2 separate regions of the Homo sapiens genome follow, and region 1 is linked to region 2. The links are chromatin loops, found by intact Hi-C in ENCODE. Cell type or tissue: chondrocyte. All regions are shown on one strand. Links, peaks and the distances in the headings refer to the core of each region. The heading gives the core; the rest is flanking DNA.

Region 1 (2,899 bases), core at 110-2,609, 480 kb before region 2:
TGCCTGTCCAGCCCTGTGCCCTGTGCTGCCCTGCTGCCTTCTTCTGCCCTTACTCCTTCTGGCCAGCTGATGCCTGCTTTCTTGAGAGAAGTTCCTCTGGTGCCTCATCACCTGGAAGAGCCAGGTCTCCTGGGAACAAGTGGACAACATTTTGGTCTTGTGCTTTGCCAGGTGCAGTGGCCCTTGAGGGCTAGCCTGTCCACACAGCTCTGTTGCCCTGGGCCCTGCTCAGCCTATCCTAGCTTGAGGGCTATGCCCAGGCGAAAAAGTCTAGGGCACGGAATTAGATCATCTAGAGCAAGTTTTCACCAAGCCTCAATCCCTCAGCTATAAAAAGTAAGTCAACTTACAGGGTCATTGCAAAATAAAGCACAGCTATATTTGAAAGTGCTGAGTGACAGCAGGGATAACCATCGCCCTCAATGCATCCTGACTTGGTGCCAGGCCCTGAGCTAAGCCCCTTTCTTACATGATTTCTCTTGGTTTTCACCGTTAAAGGTAGATTAGTGTTATTGCTTCCTTTCTTGTTGAGGTATAATTTTTATATATATAATTTATATATAATATATATGTTATATATTATATGTTTATATTATATATACTATATATAGTATTACATATAATGTATATATTATATATACAGTAAAGTACACAAACTTTGTGTACAACTCAATGACTTTTTAAAACCGTGTGACCATCAAGACAGAAGTATTTCTGACACCCTCAAAGGCCCCCTCAAGCTCCCTCTTGGTCAATACCCTGCCAAAGGTTAACACTTAAGTTTGGGTTATTTTTCCTGGTTTTACAGATGGGGAAACTGAGGCTCAGGGAGGAACTGTGAACTGCTCAAAGTCACAAAGCTGCAAAACGGTAGGGCCTAGATTTTTCTGTCTCTACCAAAGCACATGGTGATCCATATAGGCTATACAAGTTATTTCCTCTTCCTCTTTCCTCATCTCCCTCTCATCTTCCTCCTCTTCCTCCTCCAACTTTTCCTCCTTCACCAGTCCCCCCATTTGCTGTAGTTTCATATGTCTACCATCAGATGGCGCCAAAGGACCAACTGCAGAGTCCAGGTTGGGCTCCAAGGCCGGGGAGGAGGCAGGCCCGGCGGGGTGGTCAGGGTTTCTGGGCTTTGGGGAGGGATGCAGGGGAAAGCTGCTGGTGACCATCCTGAGTCCTGTCCAGTAGACATGGCAGAGGCAACTGTCCAGTGATGACCAGACAAGAGAATGAAAATGCAAGGCTAGGGCTCACGATTATATGAGCACTGGGCTGGGAGTAGAGAGACTTGGGTTCTCTGTTACTCTCATCACACTCTGAGTCAGCTTCCTGCCCACACAGTGAGTGGGCCTTCCCCCTCCAGGGTAAACAGTCCTGCCTGTCTCTCTGCATCTGCTCTTCTGTACATCAGGCCTGCTCTCCCTTCCTCGGTCGACCAGTTCACACTAATCAGCTTGGCAAGCCCAGCCCAATTGCTGCCATTCCCAGGAAGCCTTCCCTGACTGCTCTGGCATTGAACTGATTACCTTGGCTGCCCCTGTGCAATGGGCCAGGCACCACCTTCTGTGGCCAGAGGCTCGCCTGGCGTTTCCAGCATCCACCAGGGCGGCCAGCACAGGGCTGGGGGCCCAGGGTGTGTGTCACAGGTCATCTGGACCTAATGGACTGGGATGGCAGGGGGGAAGGAGGCTGTGGCACGGTGCAAGGGGGGCTGGACCTAATGGACTGGGGTGGTATGGGGGAAGGAGGCTGTGGCACGGTGTGAAGGAGGCTCCCACAGAAGACGTTATTGCTCTTCTACTCCCTTCCTGGGAGTGGCTGGATTGCAGAGGGCAGTGTTGGGGCCCCAGCTGGGGTGCTTCCCCTCATGCCGGCCCCAGGGAGTGCTGCAAGGCTGAACTTTAGTCTTTCCTCATCTGTGTCCAGCTAGCATCTCCCCGGGAAAGCCAGCTTTCCAGAAACTAAGACAGGAAGAGCCTTTGGGGATCATTAAACACACATCGGCCCAGGTCACACAGGCTTTCGGCAAAGAGCCTGTGACTCTGCTCAGCCTCCAGCTCTGAGCCCTGAACGCCTTCTTCTTCCTCCGCTCAGCCTCCAGCTCTGAGCCCTGAACGCCTTCTTCTTCCTCCGCTCAGCCTCCAGCTCTGAGCCCTGAACGCCTTCTTCTTCCTCCGCTCAGCCTCCAGCTCTGAGCCCTGAACGCCTTCTTCTTCCTCCGCTCAGCCTCCAGCTCTGAGCCCTGAACGCCTTCTTCTTCCTCCGCTCAGCCTCCAGCTCTGAGCCCTGAACGCCTTCTTCTTCCTCCGCTCAGCCTCCAGCTCTGAGCCCTGAACGCCTTCTTCTTCCTCCGCTCAGCCTCCAGCTCTGAGCCCTGAACGCCTTCTTCTTCCTCCGCTCAGCCTCCAGCTCTGAGCCCTGAACGCCTTCTTCTTCCTCCGCTCAGCCTCCAGCTCTGAGCCCTGAACGCCTTCTTCTTCCTCCGCTCAGCCTCCAGCTCTGAGCCCTGAACGCCTTCTTCTTCCTCCGCTCAGCCTCCAGCTCTGAGCCCTGAACGCCTTCTTCTTCCTCCGCTCAGCCTCCAGCTCTGAGCCCTGAACGCCTTCTTCTTCCTCCGCTCAGCCTCCAGCTCTGAGCCCTGAACGCCTTCTTCTTCCTCCGCTCAGCCTCCAGCTCTGAGCCCTGAACGCCTTCTTCTTCCTCTGCTCAGCCTCTAGCTCTGAGCCCTGAACGCCTTCTTCTTCTTCTTCTTCTTCTTCTTCTTCTTTTTTTTTTTTTTGAGACAGAGTGTTGCTCTGTCACCCAGGCTGCAGTGCAGTAGTGCAATCTCACCTCACTGCAACCTCAGCCTCCTGGGTTCAAGCAATTATCCTGCCTCAGCCTCCTGAGTGGCTGG
Region 2 (2,899 bases), core at 125-2,624:
CCATTCACCAGTACTCACCCAGCCAGCCATACCAGTTATTATGAATAAAATGGAGAAATATTTCCACACCAGTTGAAAATTCCCCCCCAGCTCAATCTCTCAGAGCTCCTGCACCTCCCGCCAATCCATACGTAAGGATCCCATTCCAGCTCAGGCCTGACTTCCATACCTATTGGTCAGTGGCCATGCCAATCAGTGCCCCCCAAAGTCCAGCTCCCTGAACACATCCTAGGCACTGTCTCTAACCTCCCACGGGAGCCCAAAGAGCAACCCTTTGCTCCAGCCATTCTTCCTGGCTGCCCCAGGGAGCTGTGGGTGGGCACTGCCAAGGAGCACCCTTGTACTCTCCTCCACATGGTACCCATGTGCCAGTCCTTTGGGCCTGTCAGGGCCCTTGGCAGGAGAGATGGCAGCCCACAGAGGGCCCAGGGAGGGCAGCTGGAAGGTGTGGAAGCCCCAGATGGGCATGGGACAGATTAGTGGCTGCAGGGACGATTCTGAGTGTTAGACATGGGTCTATGTTCCCTCCCTCCCAAAACCTCACAGGCTGGGAGTAAGTGGGTTGCTGAAACTGGGTGCTCCCCAGGAGGTTGAAATGAGGAACCCAGCAGGCTCAGAGCTCACAGTGACCAGATTTCACAAAAGCGAGGGTCAGAGCCTCACACTACACACGTCCTGGGGCTGTTCTGGGAAATCTGGAAGGGCAGGAGCCAGTGGAGCCAGGAGGATGGTCTTTGAAGTCAGATACGTGGGGTTCAAATCCTGGCTCTGGCCCCTTCCAGCTGTGAGCTCTGGGCAGGATGGACGTGTCAGAGGAAGCAGCCCACCCCTTCGCTAACTTCTGACGTTTTCTCAGTCCTCTATTTTGCAAACAGCTTTGAGCCCACCCTCAGCCTGCCAGGCCCCGTGTCGCACAGGAAGATGGAGATGCAGCTGGACTCAAACTCAGGTCCCCTTGCTCCCAGTGAGAAAGCATTTATGAAAAGACACCCAACAGCTCTCTGCTACCCTTCCTGAGGGTGGAAGCTGTGGGGGGCCAGGGAAGTCAGGCCAGGTGGAACCATCGACATTTTCCTCTCCTGCCCCCATCCCAGAGGGAGGCGACCAAGGCCACAGAGGGACCCACAGCCGACCCCACCGCTGACACCTCCTCAGCTGCCACATTCGCTGAGAGGTCATCACGTGGCTTGGGACAGACATTACTCCAGGTCTGAAAATCTTCCGGAATCAACGCAAAGGGGTGCAAATAGGCAGATTCCTTGTCCCCACCCTAGATCTGCAGCGCCAGAATCCTTGAGCCTTGGAATCTGCATTTTCACAAGTGCTTCCACTGGAGTGGGACGCTGGCAGGCCCCGCGTTGGCGAAACTGGGAGTAACCACGGAACCTTTGGGCTCTGCCGGGCTCCTAGGCTGAGGCTGCAGCGCCGCCTGGTGGTCCCTGCTGAAACACCACTCTAGCCGCCGCCCCGCCTGGCCCCACTGCAGGGAGGCAAGAGTTCCCCTCCCCACTGGCTCCAGAAATGAGAGAAGGTGGGGCAAGTGCCCTCTGGACTTCATGACGCCGGGCAAGGGGCATGCTGGGGCTCAGTCGTCAGAGCCGTGCACAAGTAAGAGCAAGCTTCTTTTTCTTTTTCTCTCTCTCTCTCTGTCGTTTTCTTTTTCTTCCTTTCTTCTTTTTTGACAGATTCTCGCTCTGTTGCCCAGGCTGAAGTGCAGTGGCACAATCTTGGCTCACTGCAACCTCCATCCCCCGGGTTCAAGCAATTCTCCTTTCTCAGCCTCCTGAGTAGCTGGCATTACAGGCGTGCACCACCACACTCGGCTAATTTCTGTATTTTTTGGAGAGATGGGGTTTCACCATGTTGGCCAGGTTGGACTCGAACTCCTGACCTCAAGTGATCCACCTGCCTCAGCCTCCCAAAGTCTCACATTTCATCTTAAAAAGTCCCCTGAATTCTGCACATCTTACTCCATCACATTTCTTTAGTATGAAAATGTTTCCTTCCACAAATCTTTGCAGAAACGGATGCTCTAGAAAGCGATGCCAAGTTTATCCTGTGGCTTCCCTGTCCCCCATCACCAGCCCACTTTTGTGCAGCTTCTGGGGGCACCCATACCCTAGTTTCAGAAGCAGGAATTGAGAGGTACAATCTATACCTCTCTTAGCACCAAATCAAACTCCAGGCACCCCGGCATGCAGGCAGGCCCATCAGAGCCTGGCCCATCACGGTCCTAAGGTTCAGGCTGCAGAAGCAGATGCCTGCGGGGAGGGCAGAGCAGTGAGGGGTCCAGCAGTCTCCAGCAGACCCAGCCACTCTGCTCACACCCTCTGCCCTGGGTCCTCCCCTGCCCCAGGAAGCAGCATCCCTACCATTCCAGACTAGACTGTTATAAATCCTCTTTAATAGTCTTAGAATCTTGAGTGTGTTTTACAGAATGGTGCACACAAAGCCCCCTCCCCTCTCCCCCTACAAGGCACAGCCTCACCCACCCCACTCCCCAGGGGCCAGAGGACCGCTTGCCAAGAAAGGCCAGCCCACCTTCTCCCAGGAGAAGCCATCCTCCTCCTCCCCGCCCCTGGCCAGCTCCGGACCCTGGAGAATACAGGACCAGCTCTGTGCCATGCCCCCAAGGACTCACCTGTCCCTAAGCAGCTCAGGGCCAAGCCAGATCCCCTTACCCAGGCAGACCCCCTCCAGCCCAGCTCCCCTAGGCCGTGTCCCTAGGGCATGGCCTAGGCTAATCTGAGCTGTCTAGATGGACCTGCATCAGGCCTGGGGAAGGGGTGCCACCCCTTAATATCAGGTAAAACCCACCCTCTCCCCTCTCCCACTGCCTTCAATATAATTGTGAAAAATAAAGATATAAATGTCATAGTGGGAAATAAGTTGACCCACC

The links. A loop is a pair of places that touch in the nucleus more often than their neighbours do. Peaks named below come from ENCODE experiments on the same cell type or tissue, not always from the same donor. Only the 100,000 strongest peaks of a DNase experiment are listed, where the experiment ranks them.
Region 1: it touches region 2 in a loop (7-fold over the local background); 42 of 110 quality-filtered maps call a loop at or near these places.

What each region holds. Positions count from the first base shown.
Region 1 is chr11:45,101,439-45,104,337 of GRCh38, reverse strand. It overlaps a transcript of PRDM11 not described here. Among named protein-coding and RNA genes, the nearest start is that of PRDM11, 44 kb to the left of the region's middle. RefSeq lists a silencer at 986-1,280 and enhancers at 2,076-2,614, 2,615-2,899. In chondrocyte, for the core only: CTCF peaks have their summits at 803 and 1,052 (motif pointing right); no DNase peak of the experiment used is centred there.
Region 2 is chr11:44,619,847-44,622,745 of GRCh38, reverse strand. It overlaps CD82 (CD82 molecule), which reads right to left. Exons shown (of 10, transcript NM_002231.4): 10 at 2,388-2,899. Among named protein-coding and RNA genes, the nearest start is that of CD82-AS1, 16 kb to the right of the region's middle. In chondrocyte, for the core only: a CTCF peak has its summit at 1,428 (motif pointing left); DNase peaks (open chromatin) are centred at 1,435 and 2,235.